Linked DNA regions of Homo sapiens: region 1 is linked to region 2. The links are chromatin loops, found by intact Hi-C in ENCODE. Cell type or tissue: GM12878. All regions are shown on one strand.

Evidence for each region. Peaks named below come from ENCODE experiments on the same cell type or tissue, not always from the same donor. Only the 100,000 strongest peaks of a DNase experiment are listed, where the experiment ranks them.
Region 1: a loop joins it to region 2, with 3 times the contacts of the local background. A loop is called at or near these places in 1 of 110 quality-filtered maps.

Annotation. Positions count from the first base shown.
Region 1 is chr4:155,970,014-155,975,013 of GRCh38, reverse strand. No RefSeq gene overlaps it. Among named protein-coding and RNA genes, the nearest start is that of CTSO, 19 kb to the right of the region's middle. In GM12878, a CTCF peak has its summit at 2,736 (motif pointing right); DNase peaks (open chromatin) are centred at 433, 913 and 2,763; H3K27ac peaks cover 1,219 bases.
Region 2 is chr4:156,198,816-156,203,815 of GRCh38, reverse strand. No RefSeq gene overlaps it. Among named protein-coding and RNA genes, the nearest start is that of CTSO, 250 kb to the right of the region's middle. In GM12878, no CTCF peak of the experiment used is centred here; a DNase peak (open chromatin) is centred at 2,575; H3K27ac peaks cover 621 bases.

The DNA.
Region 1 (5,000 bases), 230 kb after region 2:
TAACACATAACACTGGCTGCCTTTTCTTTCTGGCTCAATTCTCCATCCTCCAACTGTTATTTATTGCACCTCCCAAAACCACTATTTTCACTTATATCTTTGTCTCAAGGTCTTCAGGGGGAATCCAAACTATCTTTTTATTCTGCAGTTTTCTAAAACAGCTTAAAGTTCTTGGATGGATCCTGGAATCAGATCACCCTGCAGGGTCTCAAATTCAGATCTCAAATTCTCCAGATATTAGAAGATTTGGAGCAAACTACTAAAAAATCTAAGACTTCATTTTCTATCCAGAGTTAGCATAACTCAAGGTTAAAGGCACAGTTCTCCAACTGTCAAATTTGTCTAAGACGCCAACTCAATGAGACTGTCCAACTGTGAGGTTTAAGAGAACTGTCCCCACAATATCACCTTCAGTTCAGACACTAACTGACAGTTTGGGAGTTTCCAGAGCCACCCTCACTTCAGACCAGCTGGCTACACATTTGGGGATTCCCACAACCACCCTCAGGTTTAACAGTTCACTAAAACAAGTCATAGAACTCAGGAAGTGCTGTATTTACAATTACAGTTTTATTATAGCAAAGGATACAAATTAGAACCATCTAAAGAAAAAAATGCGTAGGATGGAAACTGGGAGGATCCCAAAACTTGAATCTCTCTTTGCATCAGGCGTGCATTAAGCTCTACAAATAGATAGATGTGTGACAATATGACCAGAGTATTGGCAACCCAGAAAGCTCATCAGAGTCTCTAGGGGCTAGTGATTTTATTGGGGTTTCATTACATAGTCAGGATTAATGGAATCAGCATCCACACAGTTGAGCTTGATCTCTAGCACCCCAATCCTGGGAGGTGAGGCTGATATCACTTGGCCCCAAACTCCAAAACTAGACAAAACTACAATCATACGTTTTGTCTTTCTGGCATGGCTTGCTCCTTTCTGAGTCATCTCATTGGCATTAATTATCAGATGTGGTACGAGGGGATTACCATGAATAACAAAGACATTCCAATCACTCTCAAAATTCCAAGTGTTTAGAAGTTACTTCCAAGTAACTAAAAACGAAGACCAGACCTCTCTTTGAGCTGTTGTTATTATTATTATTACTATTATTATGTTTTCTTTTTCTGCACATCCTATTTCATTTACCGCTTTGACAACCGCATGTAAAGGCTTTCATAGTACAATTCTCAAAATAAAGTCTTGGTAGTACATATTTGCAAATGGAATACAGAGGCATTCTAGAGATCACTTTTAAGACTTGACAAAATTCAGTTCTATTTGTTTTTCATAAAGACAATTTTAATGTGAAAACAAAATATCAAATAGTAATTTGTGGTACTGAGTGAGTACGTTATGGGTAGAACATCATCTGAAACAAACATTTAGAAAAATATGGAGTGCCAGGTACAGTGGCGTATTCCTATAGTCCCAGCTACTCGAGAGGCTGAGGTATCAGGATTGCTTGAGCCCAGGAGTGCAAGGTTGCAGAGAGCTATGATTCTGCCACTTCACTACAGCCTCAGCAACAGAGTGAGACCCTGTCTCTGAAAAAAAAAAGGGAGAGAAGTATTTCAGAAAGTGATTGTTAGGTTCAAATACAGACAAAATGAAATTAAAATAAAGTTTTTTCTACTTTAATTTTTTTCAAGTTGTTGAGGAAAAAACCATTTTATTTATTTGCTCGTTTTCTTATACTGCATGAAGACATCTGGAAAATAAGTAATATGTCCAGTTATTATCGATCACAAGATATATTTAAACTGTCAGTCTGAGAAAAGTAACTATTAATTGTGTCAACTTGTCCTACATGCAACACCTGTGCTGTGAGAAAATACGTGGAGTAAAATAAATATATGAAGACTATTAAAATCACAGATGAAACTAGTCCAACAAATTCTCATTAACATCTAGACCAAAATGCTCTGTGAAACCAATTTGTATGCTGTCAGGATTGCATGCTTTGTATTCTCTTCATAACTTTAATTTGTTTGCTATCTTTTCTCTATAATCCCTGATATCAACATTAAAAAAAAATCATAATTATAAATTTAAACCTTGACTCTATGTGGCTATTGGTCACCTTTGGCCAAAGTACATAATAATTCATAGTGAATGAATTATAAAGGTTATTTTTATATTTCCATTTGTTGTGCATGTAATTGGTATATCTATTAATTTTCCCAGGGATTTTAAATAATGAATTTTTCATTGATGGGTCACATAATGGAAAATACCTTAAAATGCTTTATCTTATGACTGCACATTATCACGGAATACAACAAAGTCATTAATTTTCAACACCAATCAACACAGTAGCCAGAGTCTGGCTCGGGAATAATGTGGACACATGAATTTGCAAATTTCTCTCTTTTATGTTTTGATATATGTATGTTCATTTCACCGAAAATTTCCTATCTAAGTGTGAGTCCAACTTTGGTCCTTGGGTTGAAAAGCTTATAATGTGGAACTTAAAGAAGCCTATCTTGCTTTTTATAGTATTTTTATTATAATCAGTCCATTTGCTGTGGTTGCTTTTAACAACACTGTGTCTTTGGTGACCTGCAGTTTCACTATAATGTGTCTGGGTATATAAAATCGTTAGGATAGGCTAGATCAGAGGTTGCCAGCCTTGGCACCGATGACATCTTATGGGCTGAAAAAGTCTTGTTGTGGGGGCTGTCCTGTATCTTGTAGGATGTTTAGTAGCGCTCCTGGCCACTGTCCTCTAGATGTCAGTAGCACCACAACGTCTAGCTGTGCTAACCAAAAATGTCTCCAGACATTGACATGTTCCTTGAGAGGCAAAATCTCTGTCTATTGAGAACTGCTGTCTAGTTTAAAAGTGTTAACAACAAACCTCTCAAATATATATCAATAAATAGAGCAACAAATGTTAATGTCTCCTCTATGCCACACATCGATTACAAGTTACCCATGGCTTTGCACCATGTTCCATTAATGTGACATCTAGGCTGACAGAAGAGCCTTAATTTAGGGCATTTCCAGTAATTACGGCAAAAGAAAAAGAAAGAATGGCAAAACATGCTAGCTCCTAAGCCTCTAATCAGAAGAGACATGTGCTGCTTCTGCTTTTATTTCATTAACTAATGCAAGTTACGTTACCACACCCAATATCCACTGGGTGAACAGATATTTTCCTCTGCAGGAAGGAGTAGCAAGTATTTGGGAATAATAATATAGCCTTACACAATGTAGCTATGCTTTTAATTATTTGACTTCTTGAATTTGCAAATTATAATCTCTTATCAACTCTAGAATAGTCTCAGTATGTTTTCAAATATTTTCTCTTTTTATTGTTCTATTCCTCTGGAACTTCAATTAGCGATTTCTTAAACTTTCTAAATCTCTGTATCTTAAAATCTCTTTAATTTTTACATATGCTTATTTTTTAGTGCATTCTAAACAATATCATTAGATTTTCCTTTCAGGTCACTCACCTTCACTCTAACTTTATATAAGATCCTATTCTTTTATTTGTTACCCTTAAAATTTTAATGTGCATACTTGACTTCCTAAAGGTGTATGATAATATTTCTGTTTTACTCTTAAACAACAAAAGGGTTTTAGAATGCTTTGACCCACATATCTTTGTAATTTTTGCCTAGTATATTAGTTTCCCTATGTACTCAAAATTCCATATGTGTCTTTATCACTGTTAAATTATTATATTTTACACAAATATTTATGTAAATATATCTTCTTAAAAAAAAAAACTATAGGACAGGCACACTGGTTCACGCCTGTAATCCCAGCACTTTGGGAGGCCAAGACTGGAGGATCACGAGGTCAAGAGATTGAGACCATCCTGGCCAACATGGTGAAACCCCATCTCTACTAAAAATACAAAAATTAGCTCGGTGTCGTGGCATGCGCCTATAATCCCAGCTACATGGGAGGCTGAGGCAGGAGAATTGCTTGAACCCGGGAGGCAGAGGTTGCAGTGAGCTGAGATCAGGCCACTGCACTCCAGCCTGACAACAGAGCAAGACTTCAACTAAAAAAAAAAAAACCGTAGCTCTTTTCTGGGATGAGTTTTTTCTTAATAAATGTCATCATCTAATGGTTCTTTAAGATAAATTCTATGAGTGATAAGAATCCACCATTGTGTTAAATATCTTTATTTTAGCCTCATTATTAAATGATACTTTGTGTTGATAGCCATTTTCTCTCAGTATTGTCAAGGTTTTTTTTTCTACAATCAGTTTTTGCTAATGTAAAATTTGCTTCAGACAAATTATAATTCTTGTGAATCATTGCTTATAATTTATGGTTCATCAATGCTTCTTTTAATATTTTTACCTTCATCTTGGTTTTTCTGCAGTTTTTCTATTTATTGTTCAAGACTCATGTTTCTTCTATCTCTATCTGAGGAACTGTTTATTTATCAGTCTGGAAAAATCACGTATTATTCCTTTTAATTTAGTTTATCCTCTTTCCATTGTCTTTTCTTGTGGAACTTCTGCTAGATAAATATTACATCTCTTAGTCTATCTTTGATGCCTAAACCTCTTTATATTTTAAATTTCTTTTTTTTTCTGTACCTGACCAACTGGAAGGGGAAAGACAGATTTTTATACAGTATACGGACATTTTAAAAGATTTTATAAGCAGGTGTGAATAAATATAATACAACTGACCACTTAAATATATAGAAAAGTTTTCTGTATCATAGAAATTATAAAAAATTTTTCCAAGGCAAAGGACACAAAAACCGCACAGTCTTCTAGGTAACAAATATAAAAACAAAAATTTCCGTATGTTAAATACAAACCACTTTGAGATTGAAGCAGATAAATGCTCTTTTGCTTAAAAAAATACATTCTATGTGATTTTTCTTTTAGTTTACTAAGAAAAATTGGAATTAACATTGTAATTGTTAACCATATTATGCATTTTTATAAAAAGAGGAAATGCTCTAGGAATACTTCTAACTATGCAGTTTTCTACAAGCTTTGTGACCTCCTCCCATCCTCTA
Region 2 (5,000 bases):
TTGCCCCTAATCTTCCAACACATCGTCACTTTTGAAAGTAAGTTAAAGTAGAACTTCTATCACCTACAATGAGGAGAGTCCTAAACGACACATAAGGAATACTCAGCTAAAATCACTTTAGATACTGAAAAGATGCCAATATCCAGGGCAGCCTCAATTGCCTGCAATAAATGGAGTCTATGGTGGCAGCCCAAGCTAAGGCCTTCAGCACTGGGTACAGAGGCTGGTACTACAACACATTGATGCCCAGACAGATTCTCTCCTCACAGAATTTATATTTTTCAGGGGAAATTAATAATTAGACAAGCAGTTATAATCTATTAAGAAGAGTACGATGTTGTTGGAAATGCAGAATGATGTGGGAACATAATAAAGGGCAGCTGTATAGGGAGCAGGGTGAGGAAATGAAAGGCAATGAGCAGGAAGAGTATTCTGTAGAGAATGAAGACCATGTGCAATGGTTGGGGGTGAGAGAATAATTCATTTCATGACCCGAAATAGTTTATTATAGATGCAGTGCAATCAGAGGAAGGGGGTAGTATGGAGGAAGCCTGGACATATAAACAGTACACTCAATTCAGGAAGAATTCGATAATAGTTTGTAACAGCATGGCCTTTTTTAAAGCTTGATAAGGAGGTGTTCCTTTTTATCCAATAATTGAATGGTATTTTATTTTAGAAAAATCACTATATCCACTGTGGAGAGAAAGAATTGAAGGTGGTTGTGATTAAATGTAGTAAGACTAGTAAAGAGGTTATCACAGTAATCCACACAATAGAAGTTAAATTGAAAAAACTTGGAAATTGTTATTTTGAGGGAGTGACAAAGAAGGATGAGTAAAAAAATGATACTTTTATTCTGGCTTGGCCAATTGAATAGTGGCATTCACTGTGATGGGCAAATCAGAGAAGAAAATATAGAGAAAGATTAATGTTTCATATTTAAATGTTAATTTTGAGGTAGGCATTTAAGTGTAGATATCGTTTGGGAGAGAATAGCATCAGAGACTCTGGAGATACAGCCTTATGAAACTATTATGTTGGTGCAAAAGTAATGCAGTTTCTGCTATTACTTTTAACAAAAGCCGCAGTTATTTTTGCACCAAAAATACATTATATTTAATAGTTCTTATCATGAGAAAGACCAAACAGAGCTATCCATGAGTTTGCAAAAAGATGTGGCTAGGTCTATTGGGCCTGGACCTGTGCATATGAATTCCGACAAAATTAGGAAGAAATCTTGCAGAAGTTATCTAGTAAAATTTTCCATGTTTTTGCCTCCCTCCCAACTCTCCTAAATGAACTAGCAAACAAGGCTCCTAACTTGAGACTGAAGAATCAGTCTCAATTCTATCTAAATGTTAAAGAAAAAGCCCCAGAAACAGTTTAGCAACCTTCTTTATGAAAGCAATATTAGGGTAAAATTTGATCCAGAATTTAAGTTAACAGAAGCCACAGTATACACACAGAAATGAAGCCTATATGTGTCTATGAAAATATTCTACAGCAAACATAGTAAAAGAACGTAATATAAAAGAAAGAATCATTACTGAAAACAAAAGGAAATCTCATATAGCATCTGCTTTATAATCAATAAAATGTAATTATTGTGAAACAAAGAAGGAAAGGGAGATGACAAGAAAAATACAAGAGGGGATTAAACGTGAATTGAATTACAAGGAAGTAGACATTTAAATGGTTCTAAGTAAGATATTTGTGAAACTTTTTGAAAAAAAGAATGTGATGTTAAAATTTTGAAATATAATTGAAGTAATAAATAGCAGAATTATAAAAGCTGATAATCATATCACTGATGTGGGAAATAGTCTTGAAAGAACGTAGACTTTGATTCCTAGAGAACTAAATTTGACTTTAGTGTGACAGGATTTGATTAAGCACTGAGTATAGTCTTTTGAATACAGAAATCCCGTTGTACTTAAAGCTAGCGGACCTGTGAACAACTTTGTCAGGTTCACGTCCTATAATGGAGAAAAACAAAAACAAAAACAAAAAAAACCCACACACACAAAAACCATTTCTATGAGAGACTGATGAACTTTGTTTAAATTTTTTTAAAAAAGGGAACACGTTCTGTAAACAAGTCACTAAATACAGAATTTTTAAAAATTTTAAAACAAGAAAGAAAATCTTCCATTGTGCATGGGAATATCCAGAAGCAAATGATGGATCTGCAGGTAAGTGGTATTCCTGAATAGCAAATGGAAGGGTATCACCGTGGGAATACTTAGTAGAAGTAAGCTTTCATGGTCTGAATTGAGATGTGAATGTACAGTTTCCCATATAATTACATGGATAAGTAATCAAAATCTGAATATATTCTGAGAAAAGTCTAACATCTTAAAGAAAAATTTAACAATATTATAAGGATTGAGGAGCAAACAAAACAAAGTAAAACTGAGCCATGGTGAAGCTTTTGGTCTGTCAGTATTAAAGCAAAAACTCTGTAGGAAAGGCTTAAACCAACATGAAAAAGTTGTAAATATTTCCCTGTAGGTGATTTTAGTATAAAGAGAACAAAAAAGAGGAACTGAAACTGATAAATAATAAAGTGTGACAAAGGTGATTATAAATAGTGTTATTAGTATGCCATGAAATCTTAAGATGAATAGATGGCTTTAAACAACAATGGGCTCACAGTGTTGTTTTGTTTGTTTTTTAATTGCCATCTTCAGACTGTCAAAAATAAAAAGGATAGAACTTGTTATGTATTCAAAGAAACAGGCTAAATCACACATTACTTGAGGATGGGGAATAATTTAACGTAAGCTTTAGAAAGGCAGTTTTAATATGCCTCTTTGGTCTCAAAACTGTCTATATTCCCACTAACCCGTAGTTTCCATTTTCAAGGAAAAAATTAATTATTAAACTAAAAATCCAATATTTTGTTTTAAAAGATATTTGCATGTAAGTGAAGTACAAAATCTAGAAACCAACACATCAAAATATTTACAACTTTATTTCTAGATTGTAGAGTTATTGGCCATTTATTTTTCATATTTTCTTGTATTTTTGGAATCAGTTACAATAACCATATATTTACCTATAATTAGAAAAAATGATTAAAATCTTAAAAAAATTAATTTCTTAAAGACATGAAACTTAGTCTCCTTTCTCTTCATTTTCTTAAATGTCTTGCTGTATATTGTGCCCGAATATTTACTTACTTATATAACTATGTAAATGTAAATGTTCATAAAAATAAAACTGATACTGGTCTTGGTGCTATCAGAATTTATGTTTTATTTTCAAAATTAATGATTCTTAGAAAATGAATTTTTGAACAGAGTTCTCAACAATACTGAGCAAACCATATCAGAGCCTGACACAAAAGAAAAAATAAGTAACATTACTCCGTATTTACTTAAAAGTGGATATTTTGTTTATCATGAATCTTTTTCACTATTTTTGTGGGTTTTTTAAAAATACTGCATTAAAATATTATCTGGACGACTGAGTTTGGGGGTCCCTCTTTCATTTTACTCTTCAAGGCAAGTGCCTAACTCTCCTCACTCTAGTTCCTGTCCTGGATCTCAGTACCTTATCCTCATTACCACATTCCCACTACCATCCCTCTCACTGTCTCCAAAAACGAAAAGGGAAGGGATAGAGAAAAAGTGATATGTGCATTTTATATACTTAAATCCTGTCCACTAATATATGGTAAAAAAAAAATTTACAAATTCCTTGGAATGATCTGTTTGATTTTCTCTGTGGAGTTCAGTCAAAGTTTATCATCAGTATCATCCAAATTAATGACAAAATAGATGAAAGAAAGCTTATTACAAGTTTGACCACTGTTTTCAAAAGTATAAGATATGCTGCCACTAGGAGATGCTCAAAAAAATCCTACATTGTTCAATTTAATCTTGTTTGAACTACCCTCTTCACATTTACTGGGGGAATTTTTGTTCCTTTTGTTTGATTATTATTCATCTGAGTAGAAACAAAATTTTGCTTTCCAAATATTAAAAAGGGCAATATATATGTTCTAGATCACAGCACCCATCGCTTACTATGTACAAGTGCTATAAAAACTAGATTAGAAAGATCTGACTGCATCATTCACTCTGAATAAAACTGGATTTATCAAGAATTCATCAACATGTGAGGATTTATACTGTCTCATATAAAAAGGGAAAAGATTGGGCCCTTTTAATTACTGTGACCTATATCCGTAGATCTAGCTGTAGCCATCAGGTTGGTTGAAAACTAATCAACAATATATTCTTCTTCTGGGCACCAAGGTTTTGTATCCGCTAATAGTGTCATGTGTATCATTTCTCTCTGAGCATCTTGTTAAAACCCCTGCAATACAATTTGAACTGTGTGCTAGGTTCGACAGGTATAAAGCTATGGATCTACAGTTTGGGGGATATTTCATTGCTTATCAACTATTATTCTGGTGGTATAATAAAAGGTCTGTTTTGCTTAGCATATTTTTTTCTCTCAAAAAAAATTTTTTTTTTGTTCCTTTATATGCTGATACTGAAACAGGAAAGGTTCCCTTGTCCCCCTCACAGGGCATGTGATAGGGGTGTGGCTCGCTTCTTCAGTGTCCCCCTGCTCAAACCTCTAGGGAAGCATACAGACGGGCAGGCTGTGGGGCTCCAACCGTACAACAGTGTCTAGGGGTGAGTGTTTACAGCCCGAAGCCCCAGTGGGCATGTGTTACAGGGTGCTTTTAGTTTAGCCATCCATGGGCGGCTTGTGTTAATCAGCTCAATTTCTCAGACCCCCTTCCTTATCACAAGGACAGACGGCTTTCTGCATCCCAGGGTTTCTTGCCTTGGTGTACCGGAAGAATCCGATCACACATAGGCTTGGAGAATGAGCGCAAGGTTTTATTGAGTAGAAGTAGCTCTCCGCCGATGGGGCAGTCAGAAGGGAGATGGTTGTCCCCTGGAGTTGGGCCACTCGGGGGCATCCGGCTCTCTTCCGACTCTCTTCCGACTGCCCCCACCAAACTCCACCTCGTGCCA